2 separate regions of the Mus musculus genome follow, and region 1 is linked to region 2. Evidence: chromatin loops called from intact Hi-C (ENCODE). Cell type or tissue: left cerebral cortex. All regions are shown on one strand. Links, peaks and the distances in the headings refer to the core of each region. The heading gives the core; the rest is flanking DNA.

The links. A loop is a pair of places that touch in the nucleus more often than their neighbours do. Peaks named below come from ENCODE experiments on the same cell type or tissue, not always from the same donor. Only the 100,000 strongest peaks of a DNase experiment are listed, where the experiment ranks them.
Region 1: a loop joins it to region 2, with 4 times the contacts of the local background. A loop is called at or near these places in 8 of 42 quality-filtered maps.

Annotation. Positions count from the first base shown.
Region 1 is chr7:16,604,730-16,615,629 of GRCm38, reverse strand. Arhgap35 (Rho GTPase activating protein 35) reads left to right here and starts at 637. Exons shown (of 7, transcript NM_172739.4): 1 at 637-1,158. Gm29443 (predicted gene 29443) reads right to left here and starts at 1,806. Exons shown (of 3, transcript NR_136928.1): 1 at 1,678-1,806. In left cerebral cortex, for the core only: no CTCF peak of the experiment used is centred there; DNase peaks (open chromatin) are centred at 1,976, 3,181, 4,490, 7,454 and 1 more place; H3K4me3 peaks cover 3,031 bases; H3K27ac peaks cover 1,788 bases.
Region 2 is chr7:16,553,015-16,563,914 of GRCm38, reverse strand. It overlaps Arhgap35 (Rho GTPase activating protein 35), which reads left to right. Exons shown (of 7, transcript NM_172739.4): 2 at 1-2,457. Among named protein-coding and RNA genes, the nearest start is that of Gm29443, 55 kb to the left of the region's middle. In left cerebral cortex, for the core only: no CTCF peak of the experiment used is centred there; DNase peaks (open chromatin) are centred at 5,947 and 6,360; H3K27ac peaks cover 278 bases.

The DNA of each region.
Region 1 (10,900 bases), core at 1,074-9,073, 52 kb before region 2:
TCACCAGTAACTTGTATCAACGCGCCTGGCCCACAGGTTTTTCTTCAGCGCCCGGGAAAGAGCACGTGCCCCCTGTCCCCGCCCACTCTTTTGGGCTGGCCAACGGCGAGCCTGGGTTGGGCTGTGAAGGACCACGCCCCCTTCCCTCGCCCAATTGGTTCACTCGCTGGGTACGCTCCCTCCTTCACAGCCCCGCCTCGCCACCCCACGTTACGTCTGTCCCCCCAACCCCCTCCGTTATCCCGAAGCTGCGGCTCCAGGAGGCGAACCCACCTCCCTCTGCCTTCCATTGGTTAGTGAGGTCCCGCGCGAGCGGGATGGAGCCCTAAGTCCCCGCCCTCACGAGCCGGGCCAAGCCTCTCAGAGATGGCTTTCTCTTGGAGCCGGCGCGGTGTGGGGAGGGGCGGCGGGTACTGCAGCCTGGAACGCGCGACGCCGTGCGCGCCCCCCTTGCGGGCTCCTCCCTCCCTTCGGTGGCTTCGCAGGCTGCAGCCGTCTCTGCGCACGCGCACTCAGCCCACCCCGCGCCCTCCTGTGCCAGTTCGCGGGTGTCCGTCCTCGCGCTGTGTAAATCTGGCGCCGCAGCCGCTGAGGTAGCGGCGTTTTCCTCAGGCGCGCACGCGCACTCGCGCCCTCGGTGTCCGCGCGTGCCTGTCCTCCCGGCCTACGGTCCTCGCGGTGCGCTCGGCCCACAGGGCCGTTATCCACTTCCCAACCCCAGCCCCAGCATCTCTCGCCCCTCAGAAACGCACGCGCACTTGCGAGAGGGTCTCCAGTACGCGCACGGCCGCGGCGGCCGCAGGAAGGAGGCGACAACGCCGCTGCCGCCGCCGCCGCCGCCGCCGCCATTGCGCGGGAGGGAGGGAACGAGCGAGCGAGCGAGGCTGGTCCGCCCTCCCCCTGGTTCCCGCCCCTCCCCCCTTCCCCTCCCCGCCCCCCGCCCCGAGGGAGAGCCGCGGCGCGGCGGGAGGAGGAGGTGGAGGAGGCGGAGGAGGGAGCCCGCGAGGGAGGGTCCGCCCGGCCCCCCGCCGCCGGAGCCGCCACCGCCGCCTCAGCCGCCTCAGGAACGAGTCGCTAGGGGAACATGGCGCCGGGCCCGCCGTCGCTGCGGCTGGGATCGCGGAGGCCGGGGCCGCGCTGAGTGCGCCCCCGAGACTGGTAAGTGTCTCGTAGCTGGCGGAGGGGAATGTGGGGACGGGCGAGGCGCCGGGCGCCGCCCCGCTGCGGGATCCAAGGGTGGGGGGAAAGGCGGGGACCGCGGGGCCCGGAGCCCGCGAACAATGGAGGAGCCGGAGGGGGAGGGGTGGGAGCGCCCCCCCCAGCGCCCCGCGGTCCCCGCGTCCCGGCCGCTGCATGCCCGGGCCCGGCCCGCGCGGCCCGCCTTGCCCTTCCTATTCGCTAGTGTCCCCGCAGCCCTGCAATCCCGGCGTCTGCCTCCACACACGCCCCACCAAACCCGGTGAAGGATCTCGGTGTCTCTCAGCCTCCACTCGAGATACCCGACTCCCAATTCTGAGCCGTCTTCTTTCCCACTTCCTCCCCCACCCCGACCCCCAGTCATACCTACTTCGCCACCTCCTGGAGTCGGCTGTGCTCCTGGGACAGTCTACCTCCTCATTGACCCCTCAGTATCCCCTCTGACGCTCACTTTGAATATCCGTGGCCCTTCTACCTTACCTGTTTTCTGCTAGCATCACTTTTGGGAGGAAATCCCCATTCTCCTTCTTTGGCCTATTTACTGTTATTATCCCTGCGGTAGAACATCTTGCATCCCCAGGAGCTGTCCCTTTAGGACCTGCGGTTCCACCTCCGTGGAGATCCGTATTGGTCTGTTGATACAGGCACTGCTCTACTGCCCTCCCGGTCTTGGCTTTGGACATAATTCCTCCTTGTATTTGGGCCCAACTGCCCCATATTTTGCCGGGTCGCAACACTGAACCTTCTGCACCTCCTAGGATGTCCCTAAGCTCCTTCTCCTACGGTTCTCAGATTCTGATGCGCCTTGCTCGCTTCCTTCCCTTCTCAGTGCTTGCTCCCATTTTGCCATTCAGACCCTGTCCTCTTTTCCAGACCCTTCTGCCTGCCAACTCTGCCCCTGTGCAGGCGCTCTGATCTTGCATGCACTCCCCTGTGGTGCCTGGCTTTTTGCCCTCTTCTTTTTACCCCCTTTTCTGTCCCTTAGGGTGTCTCATTTTTGCCATTTCCTTTAGCAGACCTCTGCCCTAACCCTGACTACTCAGTTGTACTCTCTCTGCACCTCTATTCTCGTTGAGTTTCCTCTCTTTCCCACCTTTATTTCAATGCCCCTCTGCTCTGCTTCATTCATTTGCTCTCTCTCCCCACAAACCCATCACCAGTAAGTTCATCTACACCTAGGACTTGCTGCCTATGTCTTCCTTGCTCCTGGTGTTTCTCTGCACTTTAGATGACTCTGACCCTGATCCTTCACACGCTGCCCATTCTGCCCTTTTCTTCTACCGGCTTTTCCCCTTCATTCTCTTTATTTGGTGCTCTTTCCTCTCTTTTGGAGCTGTCCATTTGTCTACATAGTTTTGAATCGTCTTGAACTTTACTGTTGCTGTCCCTGTCAAAGTGATCATCTTCAACACCAGTCTCCTTGTGTTCTATGTTTGGTCCTTCTTAATTCTAAGTCCTCCATCCCCCCCATTCAGCCTTTCACTGGATTTTTTTTTTGTTCATTCTCCGATCCTGTCTTGTTCTGCCTCCACCTCCTTTTAAGTCCTTTTCCTTAGTTCTAACCTGAAGGTATCATTCCTTTCTTATTATCCCCGTCTCCCCTTTCTTGGAGTCTACAAATTCTTGTTTAGATGTTCATTTTCTTTTGATACCCGTTTCTCAGTTCCTTTCCTCTTTTGCTTCTTGCCTTTCTCCCTCGTGGCTTTCTGCCTTTTTCCTCAACCCTGTCAGGCTCCCTTTCTAATACTTAACTCACATCACACCTGCTTCTCAGGGTTTCCCACCCACCACCAACAAGTTCTCCATTGAGGACACCCCTGTCCTATACATCTCTCAGCATTTTCCAGGATAGACTGAGCCGAGGTACTCTAGGCACTGATCCAGGCTGCAGATTCTCTGTGAGTCCTGAGTGTTTTGAATTTTATCCTCCAAAGTCCTCCTGAGATCTGTTACAGAGGTAGGGATTGATTGGTTGCAGCTCTCTGCAGTCTTGGGAGTGTCTCCCCATTTTTCTGACTCTCATCAAGGTTAGTGATGGTGGATAGGATTCATCTATTGCCCCATTTATGTTCTCTTTGCTCCCTCTCTGGGCCTCACAGCTTTGTGCCCTTGGGAAAGGGGACTGCAGCTGCTCCTGACTCTTTATTCTTCTCATTTCCCTCCTTGCCTCTCTGAGCAGTTGTAGCGAGTTGTAGGCTCTACACTCTTCCACCTCCACACCACACACCAGTATGCCCCTACCCTCCCCCCAGAAGCATTCATGAGTTTGTATTTTTTTGTTTATTTTTGGTTTTTCATCAGCTGAAAAGTCATATTCTTGTTTTACTCCAGGCCAAGGAAATTTGAGTTCTCAAGTTTTGCATGTCCCAGGGGTTGCTGAGGCCACATTTGGTGTTTACGGGCTCTAGTCTTCAGAAGCTGTAGTCTTGCCTTCTTGGTTAATGCTGTGATCTTTGGGGGTTGGGTTAGACCCAGTGGGTTTCTTCCTTTTGCACCTATGCCCCCTGGAAGGCTTTAGCTTCCTGGTCTTCAAAATGGTGATAGCCTGGGTTTGGAAAGCATTTTGTGGTGGTTGTTGAAAGGAAGAGTGCCAAGTGTCACTCAGATTTCTGCCCTCTAGTATAGCCAGCACTCCCAGCCATAGGAGCCCAGTGCGCCTGTGCAGGGAACCACTGGTGAGTTCTGACAGCCCCCAGACTTTATAAGGGGCCTGGTTGGGTAGAGTTGGAGAGGGCTGCCAAGAACTGGCTGATAGAAGTGCATTTGGGATTGTTGTCTGTGAACTGTGCTTTTCTTACCTTTTCTAACCCTGTGTTTCTTAAGTTCCTTTAATGATTTTGTGGTGGGGGTTCAGGAAATTAATCCAGAAGTAGAGGTAGCTTTTTACAAAAGAGCTATCTGATCATATTGTTCTTTACCCTGGGAGGGGAGGACCTTTGGTGTATTGTAGGTTTATTCTGTTTCTTGAGTTAATCTAAATCAAAAGCCTTTTGTTGTTGTTGTTGTTGTTGTTGTTGTTGTTGTTGTTATCGTGGTTTTCTTCCTTATGGCCTCGGGCAATTGCATATTAAGACAGCTATTCAGCTGTGAAGGCACATTTACTGGAAGGACTTTCTTTCTTAACTGAGCTATGATCAGACTGTTTATTTCAGCACCTGCTTAGAAATAGTTCTGTGTGAACACATTCGAAATAAAAAGTCTTCTCTGTCAGCTACAGAATTAGATCATTGACTCATCCAATGTTAGGGTATTTGTATACAAGAACATGGGGGGACTGTGCGTAATGGATCTGTGTGCCTCTCCTAGCTTTATAGGACTGTAGGTTTTCTGGGTTCTGGTCCTGTTTCTTTCCTTTCAGTTCTGTGTTGTGTGGTTGGAAGTTGGTGTCTTGAACATTGTTGCTAGGCTTGTTCTGCCACTGAGCTATAGGACTTTAAGCTTTGAGAAGAACAGTGGGGATTTTGATGCTGTGTGACACTTTGGTTTGTTTCTAATGGTGTTTCTTTGGTCTCATGTCACAATTTCCAGTATTTATTTTAGAGTTTGTGTTCTCCAAGTCAGTACAAATAGTTGTCTTATTTTTTCATTCTTATTTGGAGCTGACACCTACTTAAGAACAGGAACAACTGTGTGCTCGGCACCACTACAACGTGTGTTTCCAGAGTCTTCCCGACACTGGCAGCCTAAAAAGTTCTGCATCAAAACTGAGTTCACATAATAGGAAGAGGAGTGACAGAAAGAACAAAGAGCTGTTTTTCCTTCTAAGCTGGGAACTAATGTTTCAGGACTGTCAGACTTCTCTGATGGTAGTGAAGGCTCCACTCCCAGAATTGACATTTGCTTTCGTGATGGAATTGGGTGCTACAGAAATGTGAGGTGGTAGCCTTGGCCTTATGGGGCAGTTCCTTTGCCAGTTGGGGCGGAGTGTGAAGCAAGTGATGGCAGCAGATGACTTTTTTCAGTGCACTAGCATGTCTGTAAGGGCTCTTAGCCTGTCTAGATTTTTAGAACTAGCCCAATAAGAGTCCTTTCTTAGCCTCCTCCTTCCCCCTTTAAAACTAACCTTTCTTTGTGCTCATGTCTCCTTTTCCTTGCCCATCGCCTTCTTTTTTTTAATTGTCTTGATGATGCCTCAGGACAAATAAGTCAGAAACTCTCATTCTTCATACCAGACAGATCGGTGAAGGTATCTGGCCCGAATAGTGAGTGACTTTTGGAAAAGGACACTTGGAAAGTGTTTAGGTTGCATAGTTAGTGCCAGGTTGTAGCCTCATGCCTGTGTATGTGGACAGTCTTCCTGAGACAATACAGCAGATTAGATCATTATAGCTAGAGGTGGGCAAGATAACCTTGGTCTGATGTGGTCTCTTGAAAGGTGTTGATCCTCTTGCAGGCTGTTGTGATTTTGTAGGACTGTCGTTTGCTACCAGGCAATCTAGACAGTGTCATTTGTTCATTTACTTTTATTTTTTCGAGACAGGCTCTCACAAAGCCCAGGCAGGTCTCTATCTGGATATATACCTGAGGGTAGCTTTTGAGTCATCTCTCTGCTTCTGTCTCCAAAATTCTTGAATTGCAGGTATGCACTATCACATCTGGTGTAATTTATCCAATCCATGTGACTTTTGATCAATCATTTACTTCACTTATTTAAATTATCTACCTCTCACAAACCCCAAAGATTATTTGCTTGTATATGGAAGGTGACTAGCAGAAATAGCATGTTGGGCCCTGGAGTTTTGTAGTCTAGTCTAGAATATCAGTGCAGTCTTTGCAGGTGGGAAAGTAAAAGGCTTGCCTGGGGTCACATGGCAGGCTTCTGCTTCAAGATCATTAGACACAAGAGCAGGGCCTGCCTTCTGTCAAGGCCATATCTTAATTAATTAGGATTGGGGACAGCTTGCTTTTCCACTGGGTTGGATATCCCTGTCTGAAGACTGAAGTCCAACCCTGATGGTAGACTCTATTCAGTAGAACAAACTGTGTTGGAAGAGCTGTGGCCTAGTGCTCAGTACCTGGGGCTGTGCTAGGATCCCCCTCTTGTCCTTGTCATGTACTAAAACAGAATTGAGATCCGGCTTTTCCTGGGCTTACCTTTGTGGATACTTTTTTTCAATGGAAAGTAAATACTACCACTTTCTAAGCCATTCATATGGAAATTAGTTTATAACATGGGGGGGGGGGGTGTCTCCAGATTGTACTAGCTACATAACTCAGCTTACACCTCTTTTATAAAATGGTAGGGAATTTTTCAAGCTGAGTCATTGTTGACCTAGGCTCTCAAATAGCAATGGTCTGAATAGTACTTAAATTGCTGGTATTAAGAAGTGCAAACAAATCATTCATGTTCATCTTCCCAAAAGTTTATTTCTATTTAACTTTTAATACAATATTTTATCAGACTTTATCTACAAAGAATTCTTGAAAATAAATGGGCCCCTGTCAATGTGACTTTCATTTATTGACATTCTGATATTGAACACCACTGAGCTTAGAGGAGAACTGGGTCTGTTCAGCCATGAAGCATCATTACAAGAATGTAATATTTGTTTTTGCTGGAAATAACCAACTTGCCTAACTCCTTCACCTTACCTTATGAATGGAGTGATGCAGTGTTACAGACTCTGCAGGAGTTGTGGCTTGTGTGTGTTCTCTTCCTTGGGGCTGCCCTCTTCCCGGCCACTGTAGTGAAATTGAGCCATTGACAGAAAGCTTCCCATGCAGTAAAGAAATATTGACAAAGCCAAGCATAGTGGCACACACTAGTAAACTTGGTGCCTGAGAAGTGGAGGGAGGAGGAGATGATGTTCAGGGAAATCCTACTACTTACTGAGTTCAAGGCCAGCCTGGGCTACAAGAGATCCTGTCTCAAAAACGCACCCCCCCCCCCCCAACCAAACCAACTAGAAAACAATGTTAAGGAAACTCCTATCATGACTTATCAGCTATGTGATTTGGGAAAATTGTTGCAGAATGAAGGGATTATATCAGATGGCTCCTGCTCTGCCATATTGTGTAGCCAACAAATTGAGAAATTTGGGCATTTCTGTTCCAGATTTGTCAAATCCAGACTTCACAAAATTAGGTAAAAGTTTGTCTAACAGAAAGAAGTTTGGCCAAGTATTGACTGCCTCTCTCCATGGTTTTTTAGGAGACAGAAAGGTAAAGTCCCTCTTGAGTGAGTCTTCAGTGCTGGGGAGGTACCAGGAACACATGATACTGGGCATGAGCTCCATTCCTGACTCACAGCCTCAGCCAAAATGTTCTCTTGAGAATATTCTTAGGCAACTGGAAATGTAGAGAGAGACTATTGCCATAATTTGTTGTCTTACTACTAAAAAATAGGAATTATGAGATTGGGTGTGTAGGCGCAGTGGTAGTTTTTTTGTCTGGCATGCATCTGGTCCTGGGTTCCATTTCTAGCACAGCGGTCAGCTAATGTGAAACATTAAAAAGTACATAGAAATGCAGGTGTTTGGATAGAAAACACTGCTCCTTAGTTTTGTTTCATTGCTGAATATAATTACTACATTTGTTCATATATTTGTGTGTTTACACATGTGTATACACTGTGTACATACTGAGCCATGGTACATATATGGAAGTCAGGGGACAGCTTATGAGAGTCAGGTCTTTTCTTCTACCATGTGGGACTTGGGGATTGAACTTAATCAAACTCAGGTTGTCAGATTTGGCAGCAAGTTCTATCATCCACTGGGCCATCTTGCTAGCCCAAATCACTACAATTATTTAGTAACTCTGAGTTGCAGTTGGTAAACAGGGTTGGGATTAGAGTATATCAGCTAGCTGTAGCTAATGTATAGCCTTCCCACATACAGAAGATTGATTTAAGAATATATTCTTGCAGAGGACCTGGGTTCTATTACCAGCATCCACATGATAGCACACAACCATTTATAACTCAGTTCCAGGGATTCAGTGCCCTCTTCTGGCCTCAGTGGGCACCAGGCACACATGGTGCACAAACACACATGCAGGCAAAACTCCCATACACAGAAAATGAAAATTAAGGAAAAAAAGTACATGTGTAGTTGTATTGAACGTTTTCCTATCTGCATTTAAATGAAAGGTCAAAATCATGGATTTATCTCTTGGAGCCTATGTTAGGTGTGAGACAAAAGAAGATGATCACGTTGATTGCCATAGATAATTAAAGAGGTCTCTCTGTTCAGTAACAAATTGATTGTATACAAATGAAAGTTGGTGCTGCACTAACACAAGATTATTGGAGTCTTGAAATCTGTTTCTTCAGCAGAATGGCTCAGAGCAAGAGGACCACATGGGGTGGGGGTGGGACAGGGTCCTGATACTGGAGAGTGACACCACTTCCTTTATTCTATAGAAATGCCTATTAAGGTAACATAGGAAGTTGTGGACTCTGCTCTTGGTGATCACTTTCTCCATGGCTTGAAACCCTGGTATATCTTTTTGTTTTTTGGTTTTTTTTTTTTTTGAGACAGGGTTTCTCTGTATAGCCCCGGCTGTCCTGGAACTCACTTTGTAGACCAGGCTGGCCTGGAACTCGGAAATCCACCTGCATCTGCCTCCTGAGTGCTGGGATTAAAGGCGTGAGACGTATCTTTTTAATGTGGCTGGGCTCTAAGAAATGTCTCCCACTGATTGGTCAATTGAATGAAGAGTAAAAGCCTTTCTGAAAAATGAAAAAGGGAGGAAGGTTTCTGATTGCTACAGGCGTGAGCCCCAGCTATTGGTGTGTGCCCAGTATAAGTCACTAAAACTGGAAAATGGCAGTAGTTGCTTTTGGATTTGTGGTGTGTTGATAAGAGGAAATACTCTCTTTTTAAGTTGTTGTTGTTATTATTATTACTACTACTTTTTTGGATGGTGGGTTTGAGAGTACCTGTATGTGCTCCACAGCCTGATGACTGGAGGACAGTGGTATTTGGTTGGTTCTCCAGAACTATAGGTATAAAAGGATATAAGCCTCTAATATGGGTACTGGAAACTAAACTCAGAACCTCTGCAAGAGTAGCAAGTGCTCTTAACTACTAGCACAAATAAATAGTATATAAATTGATATGTGTATGTATAATATATATGTCATATGTATATTCATGTATACATGTATGTATGTGTGCGTGCCCATACACACACACACACACACACACACACAGTTTTTTAAGTTAGGGTCTCACTGTAGTCCTGGCTAACTTGAAACATACTTTGGAAGACTTTGGTAACTTTGAGCATACAGTGACCCTTCCCTTCTGTCTTGGCCTCCTGGATGCTGGGATTTAAAGGTGTGTGTCATTATGCCAGCCACTCTGGCTCAGTTTTAAGAGTTGTGTAGTCATGGATGCATATATAGTTAACTGTTTAATTAATTAACTAAGTAATTGGGTTTTGTTTTTATTTTTGTTTTTTGAGTCAGATTCTCTGTGTAGTCCTGGCTGTCCTAGAACTCACTCTATAGACCAGAATGGCCTTCAACTCAGAAATCCACCTGCCTCTGCCTCTGCCTCTGCCTCTGCCTCCCCAGTGCTAGGATTAAAGGTGTGCACTACTGCTGCCGCCACTACCATCCTATTAATTACTTTTGAGGGAAGTATGTAGCTTGGCTAGCCTCTCAGTCCAGATGCCTCCCACTTCAGCCCCCTGAATTTTGGGATTACTAGCATGTACCACCACACTAAGTTGTTTGTACTATCAGTATAGGCTAAGAAGTAAAGATGCAAACCATGATCTTATATGAACATGTTGAGTATCATGCTTACATATTTAAAAGATGAAAATCTAAATGTTTAACCTCAGGGGAATTATTACTTATGAAAAAGTTTAAAAGTATGTTTTTCAAGAATACTTGTCACGGGAAAGTGCATATAAAATCAAGAGTGTGTGTGTGGGGGGGAAGCAGGATGTAGAACTCTATACAGGGTGAATCTAGTTAAGACATACGTGGGAAAGAGTGGAAGGGAGAACACTGAAGTGCTACTTGAGCTATCTTTGTTGTAGAATTTGGGTTAAGGACCACTTTTTCCTGAGTTGTAAATTGTGTGTGTTCTAAAGATTTATGTGTATGAGTGTTTTAACTTCATACATGTCTGTGCACCACATGTATGCCTAATGCCCAAGGAAGTCTGAAGAGGGCATTGAATCTGAAACTGGAGTTACAGATGGTTGTGAGCCAATATGTGGGTGCTGGGAACTGAATCTGGTTTATGAGCAAGGTCAGCAAATTTCCTTAATAAAGGCAGGGTTTCAGTTAACTCTTTCTAGCCTGGAACTTGATGTGTCCATAAGGCTGGGCTCAAACTCACAGAGCTCTATCTGCCTGCCTGGTCTAAAGATGGTTATAAGCTGCTATGTTGGTGCTGGGAGCTGAAACTGTACCCTCTAGAAGAACTGCTTAGCTACTAAATCATCTCTCCAGCCCCATTTACTATATATTCTATATTTTTTTAAAAATTATTATTTTAACAATGGGGAGGGGTTGCTGTGCATTCATACCACTATGTATGTGTGGTGATTGATGGACAGACAGCATTTTGGAGTGCATATTTTTTTTTCCCCAGAGAGTGGGAGTTGAGATGGGTTTCTCTGTGTAGTTCCATCTGTTCTGGAACTCACTTTGTAGATCAGGCTGGCCTTGAACTCAGAGATCTGCTTGCTTCTGCCTCCTATTGCTAGGTTTAAAGTCATGTGCCACCAAATCCAGCTTTTT
Region 2 (10,900 bases), core at 1,672-9,671:
ACTGTCCCTGCTGAGCAGTTGTATGAGACCCACTTGGAGAAGCTGAGGAACGAGAGGAAGAGAGCTGAGATGCGAAGGGCTTTCAAAGAAAACCTGGAGACCTCTCCTTTCATAACTCCTGGGAAACCTTGGGAAGAAGCTCGTAGTTTTATTATGAATGAAGACTTCTACCAGTGGCTGGAAGAATCTGTGTACATGGACATCTATGGCAAGCACCAAAAGCAGATTATAGACCGAGCAAAGGAAGAGTTCCAAGAGTTGCTTTTGGAGTACTCAGAATTGTTTTATGAGCTGGAGCTGGACGCTAAGCCCAGCAAGGAGAAGATGGGTGTCATCCAGGATGTTCTGGGCGAAGAGCAGAGATTTAAAGCATTGCAGAAGCTCCAAGCAGAGCGTGATGCCCTCATTCTGAAGCACATCCATTTTGTGTACCACCCGACGAAGGAGACATGCCCAAGCTGTCCAGCTTGTGTAGATGCTAAGATTGAACACTTGATCAGTTCTCGCTTTATCAGACCATCTGATCGGAATCAGAAGAACTCTCTGTCTGACCTCAATATTGATAGGATCAATTTGGTTATCTTAGGCAAAGATGGCCTTGCCCGAGAGTTGGCCAATGAAATTCGAGCTCTTTGTACAAATGATGACAAGTATGTAATAGATGGTAAAATGTATGAGCTTTCTCTGAGGCCAATAGAGGGGAATGTCCGGCTTCCTGTGAACTCTTTCCAGACACCAACCTTCCAACCCCATGGCTGTCTCTGCCTTTACAATTCAAAGGAGTCACTGTCCTATGTGGTGGAGAGTATAGAGAAGAGCAGAGAGTCTACACTGGGCAGGCGGGATAATCATTTAGTCCACCTTCCCTTGACCTTAATTTTAGTTAACAAGAGAGGGGACACAAGTGGAGAGACTCTGCACAGCTTGATACAGCAAGGTCAGCAGATTGCCAGCAAACTTCAGTGTGTCTTTCTTGATCCGGCTTCTGCTGGCATTGGTTATGGACGCAACATTAATGAGAAGCAGATCAGTCAAGTTCTGAAAGGACTCCTGGACTCCAAGCGCAACTTAAACCTGGTTAGCTCCACTGCAAGTATCAAAGATTTGGCTGATGTGGACCTTCGAATTGTCATGTGTCTGATGTGTGGTGATCCCTTTAGTGCAGATGACGTTCTCTCTCCTGTCCTGCAATCCCAAACTTGTAAATCTTCCCACTGTGGGAGCAGCAACTCTGTTTTACTTGAACTTCCAATTGGACTACACAAGAAGCGCATTGAGCTGTCTGTTCTTTCATACCATTCCTCATTTAGCATCCGAAAGAGCCGGTTGGTTCATGGGTACATTGTTTTTTATTCAGCCAAACGTAAGGCCTCCTTGGCAATGTTACGTGCCTTTCTTTGTGAAGTGCAGGATATTATCCCCATCCAGCTTGTCGCACTCACTGATGGCGCTATAGATGTCCTAGACAATGACTTAAGTCGAGAGCAGCTAACAGAGGGAGAGGAAATTGCACAAGAGATTGACGGGAGATTCACAAGCATCCCTTGTAGCCAGCCCCAGCATAAACTTGAGCTCTTTCATCCCTTTTTTAAAGATGTGGTGGAGAAAAAGAACATAATTGAGGCCACACATATGTATGATAATGTAGCTGAGGCCTGCAGCACCACTGAGGAAGTGTTCAACTCCCCCAGAGCTGGCTCACCCCTCTGCAACTCAAACTTACAGGACTCAGAAGAAGATGTGGAGCCTCCATCATACCACCTGTTTCGGGAAGATGCGACATTGCCCTCCCTGTCCAAAGATCATTCCAAGTTCTCTATGGAACTGGAGGGAAATGACGGGCTATCTTTCATAATGAGCAATTTTGAGAGTAAACTGAACAACAAAGTACCTCCCCCAGTCAAACCAAAGCCTCCTGTGCATTTTGATATCACAAAAGATCTTTCTTACTTAGACCAAGGCCATCGGGAGGGACAGAGGAAATCTATGTCTTCTAGCCCCTGGATGCCTCAGGATGGGTTTGATCCTTCTGACTACGCAGAGCCCATGGATGCTGTGGTCAAGCCAAGGAATGAGGAAGAAAACATATACTCGGTGCCCCACGACAGCACCCAGGGCAAGATCATTACCATTCGGAACATCAACAAAGCCCAGTCCAATGGCAGTGGTAATGGTTCTGACAGTGAGATGGACACAAGTTCCCTAGAGCGAGGCCGCAAGGTATCTGCAGTGAGTAAGCCTGTGCTGTACAGGACAAGATGCACTCGCCTGGGGCGGTTTGCTAGTTACCGTACCAGCTTCAGTGTCGGGAGTGATGATGAGCTGGGACCCATCCGAAAGAAAGAGGAGGACCAGGCATCCCAAGGTTATAAAGGGGACAATGCTGTCATTCCATATGAAACAGATGAGGACCCCAGGAGGAGGAATATCCTTCGAAGTCTAAGAAGGAACACCAAGGTAAGACCTGACTTAGGATGAGTTAAGAGGGGTTTGCACAGCATCCGTTTGAGATTTGATTGATGATGAAAACTATTCAAGGACAGCTTGGTTTTTTTTTTTTTTTTTTTTTTTTAAAGATTTATTTATTTATTATATGTAAGTACACTGTAGCTGTCTTCAGACACTCCAGAAGAGGGAGTCAGATCTTGTTACGGATGGTTGTGAGCCACCATGTGGTTGCTGGGATTTGAACTCTGGACCTTCGGAAGAGCAGTCGGGTGCTCTAACCCACTGAGCCATCTCACCAGCCCGACAGCTTGGTTTTTAAAAAAATATTGGATGTGAGATTTCATGACCACGAGAGTACATTCATTCTTTGGCCTGGTGTTAAGAGTTAGCCTGTGTATTAGATATCTACTACTGGCAGTTCTCATGGGATTGCCTTCACCTAGAGCAGTAGTTACCCAAATGAGCAGGTGGTGTAGAGCCCTTCAGTGCCCTGACAAGTGGCCAAGCCAGTTACATTATGGATTCTCTTTGCTCCCTTAAAGATTGCAGATTTGCACCTTGTGTCCTGAACATCCATCTTGTATCTGTATGACTCTCACACGTTCCTTCTTCCCTATGCTGATCACAAAGGGTGCAGCAGTTTACATTAGTGAGGAGTAAATGGTTCTCTGCACACACAAGTCTGTGAAAGTGCTGAAATGGCAAAAAGTCTCAGCATGAGTTTATCCATATTTGAAAAGTGCAACTTTTACATGTTCCTCACTCTATCCTTCTGCAGTCAATCAATGAATCTTTAAACTTAAGGGACCACAGGTGTGTGGTAGGGACCAACAAGGGAAGGAAGAAGTTGCTAGTAGTAGTTTACATGTCAGGCCTTATGTAGCAGCAGATGAAGTGTCTTCTCATCGAAGACTATAGCTTGGTGTTTGCTGTTTGCGAGTCAGAGAGCTGAAGGCAGTGCCCTGTCCTCTTAAAAGGCTTGGGCTTTGAGACAAAGTATCATCCAACTTCCCCTGCCATTTGTATAAGGAGGCAAGACTTACAGAGTCAGAGGGTGACCTCTTGGTGTGAGACTCTTGACACAGATATACTAACCTGTGACCATCATTAAACAAACCCTCCTCCCTGCCAGGAACCTGCAAACATCAGCCACTAGCGTGCAGCTTTACAAAGGCCTTGAAGGGTGCAGTTGCCACAAATGAATGCTATATAAAACACCATATCAAAATATCATGTAATTTGGAATCCAGAGAGAGAGCATAGAAGCCATTGTGGTAGCCTATGGCCCCGGGAGATTCAGGAGTATGACATCATTGTGACCCTGGACATGCACAGTGCTCTCGGTCACTACTGACCAGGACTTCCATGGCCTACTTGTCTGTGTGGTGTCAGAAAGGGCAGCGCAGTGTTGTGTGGGTCCTGGGCCCCTATCTCTGGTTATTCTTCTCATTTAGTTATTCCACAGCTTACATGTCTACTCAGTGTCCATGCTGCCTCTTGGATTTTGTTCTTTTAGACTTGGAGGGAAGACCCAGTAAAAGTAGTTCTTATTTAGGAATCTAACCAACCTCCCTGTGTTTCCCCCCAAGGTCCCCTGCTTAATGATACTGAATCTGAGCATTTTAAATGTTTTGGCTTTCTTCCTCTTCCACTCCTGGTTAAAAAAAAAAAAAAAAAAAAAACTATTGCTGGAACAGCTTATGCAAATGCTGACAATCTTCTGATTTGTGGGGGTGTTTGGCACACCTGGGAATTAGGAAGGTGGCATAATAGCACACTGAATTACAAGTCTCTTTCTGACTTATGGCAATATTTTTAATACTGTGAATGATGCATTGAAAACACATTCTCAGACTGGGGATGTAGCTCAATTGATAGAGAATGTACCAAGCCTTTGAGAAGCACTGGGTTCCAGTTCCAGCACTACCTAAAACCAAATGTGGTGGTGCACATCTATAATTCCCACATTTAAGAGGTAGAGAGAAGAGGATCCTACCAGCCCTAAGGCCAGCGTGGAACCTTTTTTCCCACCCCTCACCATCCGCTCACCTCCCCCCAAAAAATCAAATAGTTTTTTAAAAAAATTGTCAAGCAAGCCCTGATTTCTAGATCTCACAGATGAAAGCTTAACTCCGTAGAAACAGCTAGTCTCTGCATCTTGAGCTGTGTACCTGCTAGAGACCAGACATGTCCCCAGCTGCTGGATCAGCAGGCTTGAAGTACCAGCTTCCAGCCTGTCTTGAGTTATCCAGGCCACACCTCTCCAAATCAGATTGAAAATTTCTCTGGCCCAAGAACCATGGCATGCCAGCAGTCATCTTAGGAGTATCTTTATGGAAGTGTGGGTAGAAGCTGGCAATTGTGTTTCCCTGACATGGAGAGTGGTGCTTTAGAGCAAGCATGGCTGTTTTTCATTCCTGTGGAGAGGATGAAAGCCTTGGGCCACAGAGCAGGCCTCCTGTTAGGACTGCTGCCATTGAGAATGCAGACTGGCACTTGTTTTACTGGAAGAGCAAGATACCATCGGGGCAGAGAGTACAAGCTACCCTCTATGAGGGATTTATCTTTTAATTTTTATTGGCATGACAAGGCAGTACAACATTTATTTCAAGTGAGGGGAAAACACTCTGGATTTCCCTGGTCATAGAAAGCAACTCAGACCCTCCTGTACGCCAGACTGCTGGGGAAATGCCCCCCAACCCCACCCCCTCTGGACCAAGCCATAGCACTCAGATAGGGCAGCTAGATGTACATGGTTGCTATGAATGGATCATCTTATCTGTCCAGTTAAAGCCTTGTGGACAGAGCTCACGTTGGGATAGCTTGGGTAGAGTCGGGGTCACTATTAGCTGCTGAGGCCAAGAATGAAGTCCTAGGGTCAGATCCCAACTCCCTGCTTTCTTATTTGGACCTTGAGCACATAATGTACCTCCTCTGGCTCCTTCTGGAGGTCTGACTATCATGGGCCAGAAGTTTGGGTGGTTGTCACCATGAAACTAGACCTGGAAGAGGGATGAGGCTGAAGCAGTGCATAAGGTGACATGCCCCAGCAGCAGGTGGAACATGGCACTGTACCCGGGGAGGAGTCTGCTGCAGTCCTCCTAACTACACCACTTCCTCTTTGGTACAAGGTTTAACCCACAGTGATTCAGCTACTTGTTCTGTGCTCACCCTGACAACCACCTTAATGAACAGACGCTCTGCTCTGGGTACCAATGTGATGGGGAGAAAGGAAAAAAAAAAAAAAAAAAAAAAAAAACTCCTCAGTACTCTTGCTAATTTGCTAGATTAGTACCTTACTAAAGAACTATAGTCAGAGAGAGAGAGACGCTTTCATCTCTCCTAATGAAAGTGCAGACTGTAAAGCCAGTGCTCCTTGGGTCCTTTTCCCAACGGAACCATTCAGCAGCCCACCCTCAGTGGGAGCCTTCCGCACTCAACTGAATGAAATAGAAACTCCAAGATTGCACTTGGGCCACTGTGAATAGAGCTTTGTCTAAAGCTGCTGCTGCTCATGTCCCTGTCTCCCAAGGCAGTGTGTTTGCAAAGACGAGATCGGGACCAGTAGCTCTTATTTTAAAAGCCAAAAAGCAGGCGGTATAGCCTTGCTCCACAATTGTACCCTTGGGGCTCATACACTTTGCTGAAATTTGGTGTGTTTGACTACGATTTAAAGACTAGACATTATTGGCTATTTACCCTTCTGTCAGAAATGTTCTTACTCCTGTGTTTAATAAAAAGACAAAACAGTGATAAAGAAAATCTTTCACTTACTGTGGCTGCCACATGACAAGACAACCTATTGAAAAGTGAACTGTTTGAATCACACATTGTTTGGTCTATAAGGCACCAAGTAACCAGTTTGACAGTTTGTGTCCCCCCAGTGAATTGGCTTATTTCATTGGATTTAGTGAATTGGCTGGTTGTTGTGGCTTTGTGCGGACACAGCTCTCGTTTTGTGAGGCCTAGAACGGAGTTAAAGTTTCTAGTGTGAATGAAAACCAGCTGGGGAGTTGGACTGCCCACATCCCTGAGAGGGATATTGGTTTTGACAGACAAGTGGAATGTGATAAGAGCTCTTTGTAACTTGCTCAGAAAACCTCAGTGTGTTCCTCTCTGAGCTTAGTCCTCCTGAGTGAGCTATTAAGATGAGATACCTGAATTTCTATGATCCTAGAAGTAGTATGATTGCGGTAGAAGACAGGAGGATCAGGAGCTCAGGGTCACCTTTGGGACATAGTGACATTGAGGCTAATATGGGGTACGCGAAACTGCTTTTTTAAAAAACAGGACTAACATGACTTTGCTGACTTCTAAAATAAGATTTGTAGGGGCTCAGTGAATAAGAGGCACATGCAGCAAAATGTTCATGCACATAAAACAAAAAGAAATCTTTAAACAATTTTAAAAAGATTAGTCTACTAAAGAAGGCACTTTGGCTTCCATGTACAAGCAGCTTCGCCCTTTAGGAAGCCAGCGTTCAGTTCAGCAAGGGCATCAGCAGGCGCTTGTCTCCAACCTGGTGTTATGGTGTCCAAATGTGCTAGTTAGTGTTTCTCTGTGATAGCTTCTGAACTAGAACTTTTATGTACTTTAAGTGTTACCAGACAGGGAGGTACTAGATATAGAGGAGTTCTTTAACAAAGTTTACACTCAACTGAGACATCTAGAAAAGTTCCCTAAGGAACTGGTAATTAAAAAAAAAAACTAACATGGATGCAGCACCAGGCAGGCAGTTAAAGATGGAGGATTCATAGAGATATAGTGTGGAATTCAGAGACCAGAATTTTTTCATATGGGTACGGTCTGTAGTGTGGCTACCACAGAAACAGAAAAAGAATGCCAAACTATGGAAAGCATACTGGTCGGTGTATATTTTTACCTATGCAATTTTTTAACCCCATCTTTATTTTATAGATGAGTATATTTTGAAGAACATTTTGAGGGTGTGGTCTGTTGTGGGGAAGGCACGGGAACAGATGTCTCTGTGGGGAAAGAAGTGCTTACTTCATCACAGCTGGCTGGATCAGGAAGCAGAGCTCATTTATATCTTAGAGATGAAGTGACTAAGAATCAGAGAGATTAAACACTACCCTAGCAGGGGGATGGTGGGACTTGTCTGTAATTCCAGCTGTTGGGAGGTGAAGGTAGAACCATGAGTTCAAGGCTAGCTTTGACTCCACAGTGACTTGGAGGCCAGTCTGGCTACAGGAGACACTGTCTTAAAAACAAGTAAACACCTTACCTTGCCCGGTTTACCACTGTGCAAAGAATGGGTGAGTTTTTGAGGCCAGTCTTCTAGCTGCCATTTCTATTTGCAAGAAAGTTGCTAATACTTGCTGTTAATGTGCACATGTTTAGATCAAGGAGGCCATTCATTGTGTTCATTCAAACAGAGTCTAGGTTAGTAAGTCCATTTCTCTATGCTGTTCCTCCTGAAAACATGGTGCTGCTGTTTCTGTCTTCAAAGGATAGTCAAGTAGGGCCAAAATAGGCATGGAGGGACTGAATTAGCCATCAGAAGTTTAGACGTTGTTTTAAACTCACACCAGAGGATTTTCAGTTTATTTTATAGTGTTTTATAGTGTTTATAGTGTAGCCCAGGCTGGCCTCAAACTCAGTGATCCTATCTGAAACTCCTGCGTGCTAGGATTATGTGTACCACCATGCCTGGTTTCTCTGTTTATTTTAAAACCTAAAGAACTTCTGTAGTGTGTTTTTTGCTGTTAAAAATAGACAATCTTTTTAACTATCTGCTTTAGTTTGCACACACCTGTTCTTTAAATAAAATAGGGAGTCCAGATCTTTATTTCAAAGGACAAAGAATTGCTGTGATGCTTCCCTAAGCCAGCTGTCTCTCCTCCACCACCTGGTTATATCAAAATACCTCAGCAGGATCTAGGTGAGGTCAGCTGCAGTCAAAATCAGCCCTCCTCCCAAAGGCCAGCCCCATAACTCTGGCAAAGTCAGAGTCCGTGCATGAGATTTCTGGCAGAGCATTACATGGCTGCACCTGGATCCAGCAGCCTCTTCTACCTTGCCCACAGCTGCACTGTCCAAGAAGTCAGTCTCAAGAAGCCAGGATGCAGGTTTGCCAGGCTTGCCAGACTCTTTATCACTGCAATGGGTTGACACAACCGCCTTCCTGTTTTGCCCTAAATCAAGGTGCTCTAAGCTGATGAGTTCCAGGAGCATGAGTAACTTAATTGAAAGGGCCCCTTTGAAGCTCTGTTGGAAACATGAGAAAATGATTGCTAACTAGAAAAATCACAGTGTTGGTGATAAATGCAAGTTGGGGTGGAGGAAGCTTGAGTGATGCCTTTTGTTTTTCGAGACAAGCTTTCACTATACTGTCCAAGCTGGCTTGGGCAATCCTCCTGCCTCTGTCTCCCAAATGCTAGGATTGCAGGTGTGAGCTAATACACTTTAAGCTTGTTTTTAAGGAAACCAAGAGGTCTGGAACAGTGGAGCCATTATTCATTCCATCAGCATCTATCTAAAGGATAGGAGGAGGTGACTTAAGCTGGGCCTGTCTTCATCTGTGGCATTGACATTTCATCCTGGAGGAAGGAGTGTAGGCTTTGGCTGCAGTTGCTCACAGCCTTTTACAGGGTCTCTGATCTCTGCTATGAAATAATCTTTGGCTTTGCGGGATGACTTTGAGGTTTCAACACTTAGCTAGCTTCCTAGGGAATTGCTTTTGCATTGCTTGATCCATTCCAGGCACAGATGTGTGGGTCATTCTAGGGGCTTGTCCTCTCCTAGCCTTTTCCAGTTAGGCCTGCTAAGTGAGTACCCCAAAAGAAGATGGATGTTGAGAACACCTTCTGTGAGAGTGCTCCCTCTGATTCCCTAAAGAGGGGCATGTGCCTGACTGGAGACAGGAGACATCTGGCAAACCACTTGGGAGAATGAAATTTCTAACTAAAATGTACACAGTAACCCTTCAGATGTCAGAAGTGTTGGTAATATCAGAAGCCAGCCCAGCTCTTGGCATAACATTCCACATACCAACTTCCCAATGAGGAAGGTTTAAAGTAGTTATTCAAGAATTCCTTTCTAATTTTGTGATGCTCTGGAGAACCTTCCGTTATCTAAAGGATGTTTTTGACATTCTGTAGTCCAGAGTTTAAATCTTAAGAGAGTGCACGTGAAGAGGTGGAATGGACTTCACGTCACTCAGCAAGGGGGCTTGATACTGTCTAATGCTATCTTCATTGCCACATTCATAAATTAAAGGGTTAAACTAGATCTTGGACTCTGAGATGAAAGAGATAAGAAGCAGTCTAATTTATATTTTATCCTGTTCTCATCTCTGCAGCACAACTAACTAATACAGAATAAGCCTGCTCCTTAGTAGCAGTAGGTGGCCCTGTAACTGTTTTGAGCTCTAACTGTTTTAGAGCACTTCTCTTTTCATCTTGAAATCTCCTGAGCATAGGTGCCCATGACTATAATCCCAGTACAGAAGAGACAGAGGCAAGAGGATTCAGGACCTTAAGACCAGCCTGGTCTATAAGAGATACTATTTTTTAAAGAAGTAGAAGTAGTAGTATTTTTTGAAGAAGAAAAAGTAGTAGAAGTAGTATATGAGATACTACTTTTTACAATAGCAGTAATAGTAGTAGTAGTTGTTGTTGTTGTTATAGTAATATCTGGGGCTGGGAAGATGACCCAAGGTCACTTAATGCTCTATCAGAAGATTAAAGTTCAGATCCCAGCACTCCTTGTAACTGATGCCTGTAACTTTGGCTCCAAGGGATCTAACACCACTGCCATCCCTTTCTGGCATCAGTGGACATGCATGCGCAGACACGGTGTTGGTTAGTTTTGGTTGTTTTGTTTTTTATCAACATGATATAAGCTAGAGTCATTTGAGAAGAGGGAATATCAGTTGAGAGAATGTCCCTGTCATATTTGCCTACATACAGAGCATTTTCTTGACTGGTGGTTATTGTAGAAGGGCCCAGATCACTGTGGTTAGTACCATCCCTGGGCAGGTAGTCCATAAGGAAGTAAGCTAGTATAGGGCATAGTGGCACACACCTTTAACTCAAGCACTCTGAAAGCAGGGGCAGACAGATCTCAAGTTTGAGACCAGCCTGCTTTACATAGCTGGCTAGGGCTACATAGTGAGACCCTGTCACAGAAACCAAACTAAGAAAAAGAAAGTAAGTAAACAAGGCAGGATGAGCATTCCCCTGTGGTCTCTACTTCAGTTCTTATAGCTAGGTTTTTGCCTTGAGTTCCTGTCCTGATTTCCTTGAATGATGGACTACAATACGGATGTTGTAAATGAAGTAAAAACTCTTTCCTCCCCAGGTTGCCTGTGGTCTTAACCACAGCAATAAAAAGCAAGCTAACACATACACACAAATAAAGTCGTTGAGTATATTACCTTTAGAAGCCTTTTGGCATCTATATAGTCGGTGTGCTTTTATTCCTTCTCCAG